2 separate regions of the Mus musculus genome follow, and region 1 is linked to region 2. The links are chromatin contacts, found by Hi-C or POLR2A ChIA-PET in ENCODE. All regions are on one chromosome and are shown on one strand. Each heading gives the region's core, a stretch centred on a gene start or an enhancer-like site at or near the end of the contact. The rest is flanking DNA. Distances are from core to core; before and after follow the strand shown.

The links. Hi-C counts contacts between places; a loop is a spot of excess contacts on that map. ChIA-PET counts read pairs that join two places held with the same protein, here RNA polymerase II (POLR2A).
Region 1: a loop to region 2 is called in a map of left cerebral cortex, with 2.7 times the contacts of the local background. The contact joins two enhancer-like sites. A Hi-C loop is called at or near these places in 7 of 37 maps with a recorded cell type or tissue (gastrocnemius, left cerebral cortex and mouse embryonic stem cell). POLR2A ChIA-PET finds 5 or more read pairs at or near these places in 4 of 5 experiments (Patski and embryonic stem cell).

What each region holds. Positions count from the first base shown.
Region 1 is chr14:7,839,609-7,845,960 of GRCm38, reverse strand. All of the region lies in intron 1 of Flnb (filamin, beta), which reads right to left. Among named protein-coding and RNA genes, the nearest start is that of Flnb, 25 kb to the right of the region's middle. Within about 2 kb of position 3,110, at least 2 of the 3 ENCODE cell types and tissues checked have a DNase peak (open chromatin) inside an H3K27ac peak, as active enhancers do; they include gastrocnemius, where a contact is called at or near this core.
Region 2 is chr14:7,886,415-7,892,288 of GRCm38, reverse strand. Flnb (filamin, beta) reads right to left here. Exons shown (of 46, transcript NM_134080.1): 9 at 4,615-4,752; 10 at 3,028-3,154; 11 at 1,423-1,559; 12 at 16-209. Among named protein-coding and RNA genes, the nearest start is that of Gm45521, 68 kb to the left of the region's middle. Within about 2 kb of position 2,933, at least 2 of the 3 ENCODE cell types and tissues checked have a DNase peak (open chromatin) inside an H3K27ac peak, as active enhancers do; they include gastrocnemius, where a contact is called at or near this core.

The DNA of each region.
Region 1 (6,352 bases), core at 1,861-4,360, 47 kb after region 2:
CCATCCATCCACCCACCCACCCATCCATCCATCCATCCATCCATCCATTCATCCATCCATCCATCATTATAAAACAGTCAATGGATTTAAACAAAAAAATTTAAAGTTAAACATAAACAAGCTTAGAAATGGGAGCTTGGGGTGTGGTTCTTGGAGTAAGTATATACAATGTGTATACTCAGCCTGCCTGAAAGCCTGAGCTTAAAGCCCCAGCATCGGGGTGGGAGGAGGACAAAGATTTAGAAATTAATTCAATCAACAAATCTTGTGCATTCACGATGAACCAGGCCTTATATTAAGCCCAGTCCAAAATCCACTATGACCCTTCTTCACTGAGGAAACTCAAAACCTTGCCTAAATCCACACTGCAGGGTGGAGGTCAGGTTGGGATTAAATCTGTGAGGCCCAAAAGCTATTTCACATTCTGAACTCATTTGTAATTAATTCTGCCAAGCTCCCTGGCCTTACAGGTAAAGGGCCAGCACGAGGAAAGGCCTCACAGCATCCGGCATGGCAGCTGGCTCCCAGGAGCACTTCCTAAGACATCTTTCTTTTGAAGTTAATACTTAAATATTCTGCTGTTGGTCATGCAACTCTATTTCAATCAGAAAGAGCTGCTAAGGAGAATAAGCTGTACCCTTTGGAAGAGCTTTTCTCTAAAGCCTGTAGACACTTAAAAATCTCCTTTACATACATAGACATTTACATTTTTTTATCTATTAGCATCGTGTAGGTGTATGTGCATGTCCTCTGTAGAGGACAACTCTGATCCAGGGATCAAACTCAAGTCTTCCGCAGCAAGAAGCAAGCACCTTTATCCACTTAGCCGTCTCCTATCTCCATATTTATTTTTTGAAACACACCATGCTGTACACTATGTACATACAAAATTAGGTTGTAACATAATCAAAACTAAGTAGGAGTCAGTCACCCACCACTGGGACCAGGGAGATGTCTGAGTAGATAAAGGCGCTTGCATGCCTGACACCAGAGCTCCCCGTGTGGAACCCACATAAAAGCCTGCCGTGATGTAGTGGTGAGTACTGTAACTGTGCAGAAAGCCCGAGAGCCTGCGGTCCGCAATACACTGCAGTAGAAATAAAAGAGAGCCTTCCTCAAACACGCCGGCCTCTTTATGAGTGGTGTACGTGTGCGAGTGCTTGAGCATGCATGCACACATACACACGCATGCATGAAATTTAAAATAAAATTTAAAATAAAAGTAATATCTTTAAAAAATGTGGAAAGCAACAGAGGAAGACCTCTGGCCTCCATATGCATGTGCACACAAGTATGTGCACCCATACGTGCATGGACAAACACAAGATACAAAGGCACTTTGAAGTACTTAGGGAAACCTTTATCAAAATGCTCTTACTGGGCTATTAAGCTGGTTTGGTGGGTAAAGGCACTTGCTGCCAGGCCTGACATCCTAAGTTCAATCCTGGGACCTGCACGGTAGCAGAAAGAGAGAAAAGACTCCCCAAAGTTGCCTTCTGGAACACACACACACACACAGAGTGGGAGTGAGAATGGGGAAGTGGGAGGGGGAGAGAGCGAGAACAAAGTACCATTCCATTACTGGGTAACAGCTAACTCCCAGGTATGCAGGAAATTATGACTATGATAATCTTCTTGAAGGCCACTGACATGTGTAGAGGAATGAGTGCTTGGTACTTCCAAATAACTCAAAAAATAAGTACACAGGGGTGCTAGGAATATAGCATATACCAGGCTCTGGGTGTGACTCCTACAGTGACCAAGCAAGTGCAGCCGAGGATCATAGAAGGTTTTAGAAGGGTCTGTTACAACTCTGTTTTTTATAGGGAGGGGGAAAATTCAAAATAAGTCAACTCTGCAGAAAATAAATACCAGGAAAGACCTCCCAACGACCTGCTTAACAACTGTGTTAATTAACATGTACTAATTTTCTTGGCAGTAAGACAAAGAGCCAACTTTGCTCCCAGGTGTCCAAACACTTAAGGAAAGCAACACTGCTTCAGAAAGGAAGCAATCCGGTTTCATCTCCATGCACAGGCACTTGGCATTCCAAGAAAATATTCACCAGGCAGAGGAAAAAGGCATCCAAAAACTTTATAGGCTTGTTTCTGCAGTGCCAACAAGTCACACCAAGGTCCCCGCATGTTAGGAAAATATGCTATTTATGCCATCATTGAGTGACACACACACACACACACACACACACACACACATACACACACACACCAGCTTTATTTCAAATTTAACTACTCCTACACATTCCATATATGAATTGGACCTCAGTAAAGCAGGCTTGAAAATCCTGTGTATTCTCCGTCTTCTTCCTTATAGGATTTTTACTATGATTATAAGTAGGACTAAGGCAAAAGCTAAGTGCCCAGTGATTAAGAGCAGGGATCTAGATCCTCGCCACACGGAACAGAGTTGTCCTGCTAAGTGACGCTGTAAAGGTGGGGCAGCATCAAAAAGCACATCAAGGTTTGCAAAGACCTTCGATTAAAACCAAGTCTCATTCTTTGACTTCTATTTTAAACAGCTCAGTTTCCAAACTTCTGAAAACTTGAAAAACTATTAAACCTTCAGTGGGTTTATTGAAGGTCATGCTTCAAGTCCACAGCACGGAGCTGTTTCCCTTTGGTCTTGGGACTTCAGACCCATGTCTCCACTTCTGCTCAGCCATGAAGCTCAGTTCAAAACCTACCACAAAAAGGTCACCTAACACTAACGGCGGTGATGATTTTTATGGACCTTTTCCCTAACACATTTTATGCTCTGATGGCTCCACCCCCATGTGTGAACACTGGAAGTGGAAGGCAGGCTAGTCACTGACCTATGACGTTGTTAGTCAGAGGCTGTCAGGCCCAGCAGAGGCCAGGATGATTAAGGGACACCGTCCCTTCTCCCTGGCTCATCCACACAAGGGACACCGTCCCTTCTCCTTGGCTCATCCACACAAACTCGTTCGCATCATGTGCAGCAGCCGAAGCTAGACACTGGAGCCACGCTGGACAAACTTGCTGCAAAGCCAGAGGCAACACACTGGAAGTAATCTACTCTGATTAGCGTTTGGGGAGATCCTTGGCCTTGAGCAAATGCATCGATCCAGTTTTCCAGGAGAAGCCATCCTGCCTCAGACAGCGATGCAGACTGCAGGAAGGAAGAGCCCCCACACTGGGGCAGAGGCAGCTCCAAGAGCTCCCAAGGTGCTGATCTGGGCACTGCTTCCAGGCAGGAAGGAGCCAGCCACGTAAGCCAATTGGAACTTCGGGTGACATGTTCCTAGCTTGGAGACGGGCCCTGGACATGGCTTATTTTTAACATCTTGGACTGAAAAAGTACTTAATGCCCTCAACCAGACCAAAAAAAAAGAAAGAAAAGAAAAAAAAATCACCCCATCTTTCCCTCTGGAGCCATCTAATTTTCATGACAACTTCTTTAAGATGATTTTCCACCAACCCGAATTTGTTTAATGGTGGTGTCATGTCCACAGCTGACTGGAGTGGATTCCCTCACATAAGCTGAACTGGATTCTCCCTAGAGATTTCTGCATGAGTGTAGGACCAAGATGTGAACAGCCAGAGGAGTGGGTAAGGCAGGGTGTATACAATGCCACAGAGATTCACACAGAGAGAAAGGGGGTGGGGGTGGGGTGGGAGGCAGACACTACGATAATGACAGGACCAGGAACCTCAATTGCTTTTGATCTTGTGCTCCTAACCCCCCCGCCCCCCCGCCCCTGTACAGGTTTGTGAATCCAAGTTCCTTACAGGGATCTAATATCCAGCATAAAGGTGGGTACTTGTGACAGCACTTTCACATAAGGACTGGTTTAGAGAAAGGTGTCTATCTCAGGAGTATACACAGCAATGCTTATGTGCCCCTGCTGGAGTTGGGGGAGCCTTGGGTTTGGGAGGACTAAGTCTATGATATCAAAGTATCAAGAGTAATAGTCTCAAAAAATTTTTAAGAAGATTTTCTCAATTGTGTTCAAAAGAGTGATAACTACTAAATTTCCAATTTTATTATTTATTTTTAGTTTAAGGCTTGGTTTTCTTTTTGTTGTTGTTTTGGAAACAGGGTCCCACTACGTAGCTCTCTCTGGCCTAGAACTCATTTTGTAGCCCAGGCTGGCCTTCAACCCATAGAGATCCAACTGTCTCTGCCTCCCAAGTGCTGAAAGCAAAGGTATGCGCTGCCACTTCCAGCAAGCTTTTGTTTTCTTAGAATGACCCAACAATGCTTTAGTAAGACCAAGCAGTGGTGGTGCATGCCTTTATCCCATCACTCAGGAGTCAGGGACAGCCAGGTCTCCAGAGGGAGTTCCAGGGCAGCCAGGGCTACACAGAGAAACTCTGTCTCAAAAAACCCCAAAACAAGCAGCACTCTCTGCCCCACCCCCACCCCCAAAGGTCTGTGAAACTCTCCAACTGCTTCCTGGTGTACTTGAAGACCTGAAGTCTAGACAGGTGGATGACTGTCAACTCACACTTGCGCCTCCATGGTTAACTTCCTCCCAGCTTCCTGCTCCCTGCCAGGTTTCCCAGAATAAAAGCCATTAGCAGGGCATGGCCAGGCCTGTTAGTGCAGGCCTGAAATCCCAGCGATTTGGGAGGCTGAGGCAAAAGGGTTGCTACTGAAGGGTTGTCTGAGCTATAGAGCAATAAATTAACAACTCAAAGTCAGCCTGGGCAACGTTGAAATCTTACCTCAAAATAAATAGCAAGATGAAGCTGGGCGTGGTGGCACCTGCCCAGCCCCTGGGAGGCAGAGGCAGGTAGCTCTCTAAGTTTGAAGTCAGCCGGTCTACATAGTAAGTTCCAGGATAGCCAGGAGGATGATAGAGAATCTATCTTTCAAAAAGTCAAGATGAGGGCTGGAGGGATGGCTTAGCAGTTAAGAGCACTGACTGCTTTTCCAGAGGTCATGAGTTCCAATCCCAGGAACCACAGCCCTCTTCTGGGGTGACTGAAGATAGCTACAGTGTACTTACATATAATCAATAAATAGGCCGGAGCGAGACAGAGGGGTGGGGGGGAGTTAAGATGAGGAATGGAGAGAAGAGTTTGATGGTAGAATTGCTTGCAGCACAGCATGCCTGAGGCAAAAGGTTTAATCCTCTCTCTCTCTCTCTCTCTCTCTCTCTCTCTCTCTCTCTCTCTCTCTCTCTCTCTCCCTCTCCTCTCTCCTCTCCAGAATAGGCTCTCAAGAATAGGGTAAGAACCTACAGACGCCAAGGTCCCTAAAAGTGACTGTTAAAGCATCTCCTAATAAGAATCCATAACCGGAGTTATCGCTTGGCCAAGTCTCCAGGGCAGCCTGGGAAAGCAGGCCGCGATGCTCCAGTGCTCAGGTTTCTAGAAGGCCTTTTCATTCTAGAGCACAGGAAATCCACACAGCACAAATGGCACAGCTGAGTGACATGGGAAAAGTGGCAGTCATCTAAGGCTCCTGTGAGGACAAGGGGTAGAACAGGGTCGTGTGGGACACTGAAGAAATGAAATGTTTTCCCAAATCACCCACAGAAAGAATCTCAAGAATGCTAAAATCCCAAGAACTCTACAACAGACAGAGGCAGAAGCCTGCAAGTGAGTGTAAAAGGCCGGGAACCTTTCCGGGGCTATTTGATATGGTGGGGTTGGGACCACCCAGGTGGCCACAGTGAAGACAGGATGGAAGCCGCCAGAGGGAAGTCCACAAAGAAAAATCAAGAAGGAGGGCAGGGAAGACACGTGAAGTAAGCCTGCGGAATTTCAAAAGCATATCTGGATGACCTAGAGCTATCTGTGTAATTGTTTACTGGTGATTGCAAGGCTGCACTCAGGGTGACTTCGCTCCAAGGCAAGTTATGTGAACTGCCCTTACCTGATAAGTATCCAAGATACCAATGCAACAGGAGTAGATATGTTACCTATTATTTGGAAACTGAGTTTGGAATTTAGACCCCATTGCTGGTAGTGGCGGAACAATCAGATCTTTAGGAAAATCAAGTCCTTCACTAGAGCAAGGAGCCATCTGGGTCCAGGACCTGCGACATCAGATGGCCTGAGGGCCCTGCTTAATATCCGTTGGATACAGACTAACCTGGCACACCAGGTTTGATGGCTGCAACAGATGCATACACCTGGTGACTGACTGCTGCAAATCCCTTCTCTTCACACATGAGAACAGAGAGCTGGCTATAATCACATAAAGTATACAGAAAGCAAAAAAGTTTTCTGTCCATCAAGACGCTTAAGTTCTGGGTCTGGAACTCAAGCTATCTTCCCACCTCTGCTGCCGGGCAAGGCTCGGCCTCACGTTTAACTGAGGCACCTCAGTCAGTTTCCTCGTTTGTGAAGTTAGGACTAACATC
Region 2 (5,874 bases), core at 1,684-4,183:
AATGAGTGCACTCACTAGATCTGGGTTGTAGTCTCCTGTGGCAGGGTGGATGAAAGCCATGTATGGGCTGTCCTTGATGTCTTCGTCGTCGCACATGATGTGAACGGCGTATTCTCCAGGCTCCTTGGGCCAGTATTTGACATCACACGAGCCATCGTTCTGATCATCATACTCGATCTTTGCTTGGGAAGGGCCTTCAATGGCAAATCCTGAGGGACAGAACAAAAGGGCCTTCCCGGTTACACATGGTGAGAATTATCTATCCTGGGCTACCACCATCTCCTCTGCCTGCTGGAAAGCGAGGAATGAGCAGAAAATTGAAATCAAGCGTGTCCCTCTTCCATAAAACCAAGGCCACTGGCTCTTGGTGGAAGCATTAGACTGGATGTTTCTGGTTTTCAGATGACATAGAGTGGGGAGGGGTACAGAAGGGCCAGAAAAACCCTTCTATTGAATATACAGCAACATATGCCAAAAGGCTTAACCCAGTGTTTGTTTATCTAAACCCATTTCTGAGCTTTTATCTGAATAAATTAAATGAGGTTATGCACCCAGCATTGTTCATATAACAAGATCTTGTATATAACTGGAAAGCCTAAGAATAGATTAAAACATAACAAAATCCCACAGAAGCCATGGGAAATAAAGGTGTTACCTCCACTCATCTGGGGCATAAAGATATAAAGATATGAGTGTGTACAGGAAAAAGGCCTAAGAGAAGATTAAAAGGTTAATTACTTCCTTAAACTACAAGTATATTCCAAAGTGATTCATCTTTCTACTGGTGGAAATTATATATAATTTCTAATTTTTCCCTCTTTTACTTGTTGCTATACCTAAATAGGTGTCAGTAAAATATAGCTCATTGGCCAACTCCAGGGCTCTAAAGTGTTTTACAGGAATGTAGGCATACCCACTCACTGACGTATTTAATGACTGTTTCAAAGCCACAATGGTAGAGTCACATAATTGTGACAGAGATCATGTCACACACAAGGTGAAAATACCAGGTATGTGGCCTTGTCCAGAAAAAGCCTGACTTCTAATCCATTATGATCACATGTTTTATCAGATATCCACTTAAAATATATTCAGTTATGTGCCAAATAATATATTTACTTTTTCGAGTTTGAGCAAGATGTACCAAGCCATCTATTTAAGGGTTAGTTACCAATATTTGTCTATGATATTGTATGTGCTGTTTAGCATACCACCACCCCACTCCCAGGAAATGGTGAATAAATAATCAAGTGTCACAGGCATTGGACAACTGAAAGCAAGAAGGAAAATAAGAACTAGAACTCTACAGCCTCCAGAGGAGGCTTTGGCTAGCCAGGCGGCCAGGAGGCCATGTGAGGCTCGAACACTAGGCACCTCGTTACTCAGCCTTGCAGAAGTGGCTGGGCAGCTGCCTCTACTTACCCAGAGTTCCAACCTCAGAACCAATGGATTCCACCACAAAATCTGCTGACCGACCAACAATGCCGCCGTGGAGTCCAGGGCCCCATGCACGGACTTTCTGCATGCCTGCTTCAGGGCCAACTTGAACTTCAAAGGGGCTAGCCGGAAGGAAGGAAAAGAAGAGGATCATAGAAGGGACTGCTATAACCATGAACTCTTAACATAACTCTTTCCACTTGCCTGATCTTTTGTACAGAGGCTGAAGCTCTAGGCAAGTTTTTTCCCCCCACACTGGTCACCCCCACAGCCATTGTTATGTCAACAATATAATGTAATATGGTTGCTTTGGGAGCTGGGAGTAACTGGGCTGTCCCTCAAGCAACACACTTGCTCTGGTTTGCTCATTAGTGAGTGACCTTTAGTAGGCAGGGCCCTCTAGAGTGGAAGCCTTAAAGATAAGAATGTCCACATTTTTCGTCCTCCTACCTATGCTATAACAAGAGAAGTAGTTTGAATGGGCTTTATGTCATTCATATGTGATCAAACATGCTTTAACTTTGGCAAGGGAAGTTTCTAATAAGTGTGCTTAGACACTGAAAACCCTACTTAAGAGGTCCCCTTACCCTTGGTTTTATTTTCTTACATTTCAAATGCAGTCTGCAGACACTGAAAACCCTACTTAAGAGGTCCCCTTACCCTTGGTTTTATTTTCTTACGTTTCAAATGCAGTCTGCAATGTATCATTTTGAGATTAATAGTGGCCCAGTGCTTGGCCATGATGCCTACAATATTCTTTTCACTTTATCTCACTGTATACGCATTATGTCAGCGAACACCACAAGAAGGGGAAGTCCCACACAATGTGGTATAGTTCGTTAAGACCACAGTCACGTAACTTCCATTCTGCTGCCTCGCTGCTATTGCTATCAGTCTCTTATTGTGTCTATTTTATAAATTAAACTTTCTCATGGGTATGCAAGTCTAGAGGGGGAAAACGCCACATGACGTTGCCTGGGGTTGGTTTCAGGCATATATTTATCGTTTTAGAAGGTAACTTTATGGACAAGGGAGGACTACTATAAAGCTCAATTACTTCTCAAGACAAACAGAATGTATTCAAAGTTTAAACTGCCCTCAGGAGAGTGGCAGAGCACAGGGGTCCAAAAAGGAAACTGCAATAGCCCCAGGTGTGGCCGGGGGTCCCTTGTCCCTGAAGGCATTCACATAGATGGGTTTTTATGTAAAAGCCATAGCCGACTGTGCCCACGGCATCTGTGAACAGAGGCACTCATTGAAAAGGAGAGCCTTAGCTTATATAAGGCTGTATAGACACACAGCCCGTTTGCTCTCTATTACAGCTCTTTCTGGTTTCCCTGCCTCCCACCAGGCACAAACCACCAGCATTTGATTTAAAGCAGGGCAGCTGAAACCACAGTGACTTTCTGCTGCTTTTGAGCATAAGCCAAGTGTCTGTGCTGTTCTGAAAAGGCGGGGATGGGGGGGAAGCTTCTAACAAAGCAGATCTCTCTTCCCTCTGGCAGCCTGGGAGGCAGAGCGCTCCCTCCTGCGAGCCTGTCACAGGCTGAACACACCTCTGGACAAGGCCCATCTCCAACCCGGACTCACCTCTTGGGAATGTGGTGCCCCCCCCAGGTAACTGCAACGCTGTATTTCCCTGGTGTGCTGGGGTAGTACTCAAATGAGTAGACCCCATCCAGAAAGCCCTTTTGTTTGACCAGCTCCTCCAGGCCCTCTGTGGAAAGCAAGCAAGCACACAGCTTTTGCAGTATAATCCTTGGCTTACAAGGAGACTCCCCACAAGACACAGGCAATGTACAAAAACTAGACTCTGAATGTGAAATCTCCCTCAAAAGCTGGGAGCGGTTTCCAAAACTAAAACCAGAGCCATCCCAGCCTCCAGGACAGAGAAATGGAAGACTTCCCAGCTAACTGGCTTCCAAAAGCTCTCAGCTGGTGGAGGCTGAGCTCTTAGACCAGATGGGTCGTTTGCTGTGTCTCAGTGTTTTCCGACAGTCCCAGCTGCCTTTGCCCCCCACCCCCACTGCCCCACAGACACTGGAAGAAAGCTCATCTTTGTGATTACTTGTCAAGGACTAAGCACCTATGAATCGTTTCCTGCTAAAGCAGGACAGCGAAAGAAGAAAGTTCTTTCTTATAAGCTATTTAGGAGAAGCCAGATTTTAGGTTCTATCCACAATTTTGGATCTAGCCATCAGGCAGAAACCTGTTTTATGTTATGAGTTAAGAAGGACTCTGAGGTCAGAAAACAACACCTCTTTGGCTCCTGTTGCAACAAACTGAGCAGGGGTAGTGGACTGTGGGTGGGTGAATGGATAGATGGACAGCTGCAGAGCTACTTGCACTTGGCTCTAGGTCTGGGCAGTAGAACCTTGGCTGCCCTTGGGGCAAATCCTTCCCCAAGGCTCTGAGCTTTGAGCTCACACAGCTTTGAACTCCTGGACGCAGACTAACACTAATACGGAGGACGAGAGAAACATGGCGTAGGAAACACAAGCCTGTACAGACTTAGAACTAACGCCAAGTGCGACTACAGAGCTGCCTCTCTGTTCCTGGGAAGACGGGAGACAGGAGATGCTGACCTCATGCCTGCTGTCTCCGTCCCAAAGGAGGAAGGAGGAACAAGGTACTGCAGAGACTTAACTCTGCCAACCACCTACAAAGAAAACCATTCTAGGACATTTTATTCTCCTATAAGCAGCGATCATACTAATACAGTAATTGATATAATTTCATAGTCTATAAAATGTAAAGGGTACTGGAGAAATCATTGGCTTTTAATACTGTGCTTGGATCCCAGGTCAGAAAACCCCAATCCATGTGAGTCTGTAAGAGTCTTCCACTTTATACCTAGGTCTCTTCAATTAATGGGGTGGGGGATGTGGTGGGGGGAGGGATATGTTGTCCTCAAAGCAGTATTTTTCCAACTTCCTTACAGCTTTGTTTCCTATCCCAGAGGTCTGAATATATTAATATATAAGGCTGTCAAACCACTCACTGGTCTTGCCAATCTATATCCAGGGCACATGTTACAACTCTACAACTTGATCTCTAAAGAGCATAGATAGGACTCAAATCTCTGTCACAGCTCTCTAGGAGATACCAATCAGGACTGACCAATAAATATATCATGGCTGAAGAACTAACTAAGGTTTATTTGAGATAAATACTTACTAGGGCCCTTCACAGTTACACCAAGCTCTCCGCTTCCAGCAGCCTTGGTGTCCACCTTAAAGTCTGCAGTCTCCCGGATCCGGACACCTTTGGGCTGCAGACCTCGGCCGCTGGCTCTGCAGGCATTTGGGTTGCAGGCTACAAACAGAGTTTTGACATCAGTTCAACCTTTTAATATTTTGCAAAAGACAAGAAAATTAGGGTATCTTGGGCCTCCCCCATACCCGCCAAGAAAATGGTTGCTTTACACAAAGAGCATCCAACAGCTAATGCCAGGGGCCCTGCTGAGGAAGCACAGCAGCCAGGAAGGAACACCATGACTGTCCAGCCTCACCACACAAGCGCTGGGCACCATCAATGGGAGAGCCGTGACTCCACACTGTGGGGCTCCTGTACTGGCTTTTAGCCTTTTGTGAGCAGGGGGGGATTAAGACTGACTGCTGAACACTAGCCTGACCTCACGGCCACACTCCAGGGTCCAGTGACTGGGAATCCTATGCGTTTTCAAGTCTACTTGGAAAATGCAGTGCTTGAAATATCCGTCTGAGCTCCAAAGCACGGGCCAGACATTTCTGAAGATCTGGGCATAGCTGTTGTCTTGCATGTGAATAGCTGGACAAGATAACAAAAAGCTCTCAGCCAAAGGTGGCTGTGACAAAGCTCCTGGCATCTACAAAGCAAGCCTCAGCAGAAAATGCCATGGCTAACATGACTTCTGATCTCCTTTAAAAACCACAAGGACAAAAATTATGGTAATGGCTAATATTCTTCACTTGACAGAGTCTAGAAACTACTCTTCCAAGTGGGGTCAGGAGGAGGCTTAGAAAGACATAGATTCTTCCTAGAGATCCTTTGCCCAACATGAACAGCTTTCTCCTTAAGTAGAAATGGGAAGTTGATGGGTTCAATGTCCTGTTGTCTATGCATTGGCTTTTCCTCTCTAAACAGCACATACAACAGCCTTTATTCACGGGCTCCAGAAGCAGATGGAAGGTACTTGCTCATTAGATACAACCTCCCTATGTTGGTTATGTGGCAAGCTATTACTCCCCAGACGGGAACAGAGACATCCTTGCAGTTAGAGATCATGTTGGATTGTTCATGGAAGAACATGGTGTACGGTGGCACTTAATGGCCAGTAACATCGGTTTTCCTCTGTTAAAGACACCTAATATGTGTGTATTGAAGGTCTAAGGATGGAAACCATGGTCCTGTACATGTCTGGTGAGCACTCTAACACACACTGACACACACACATAC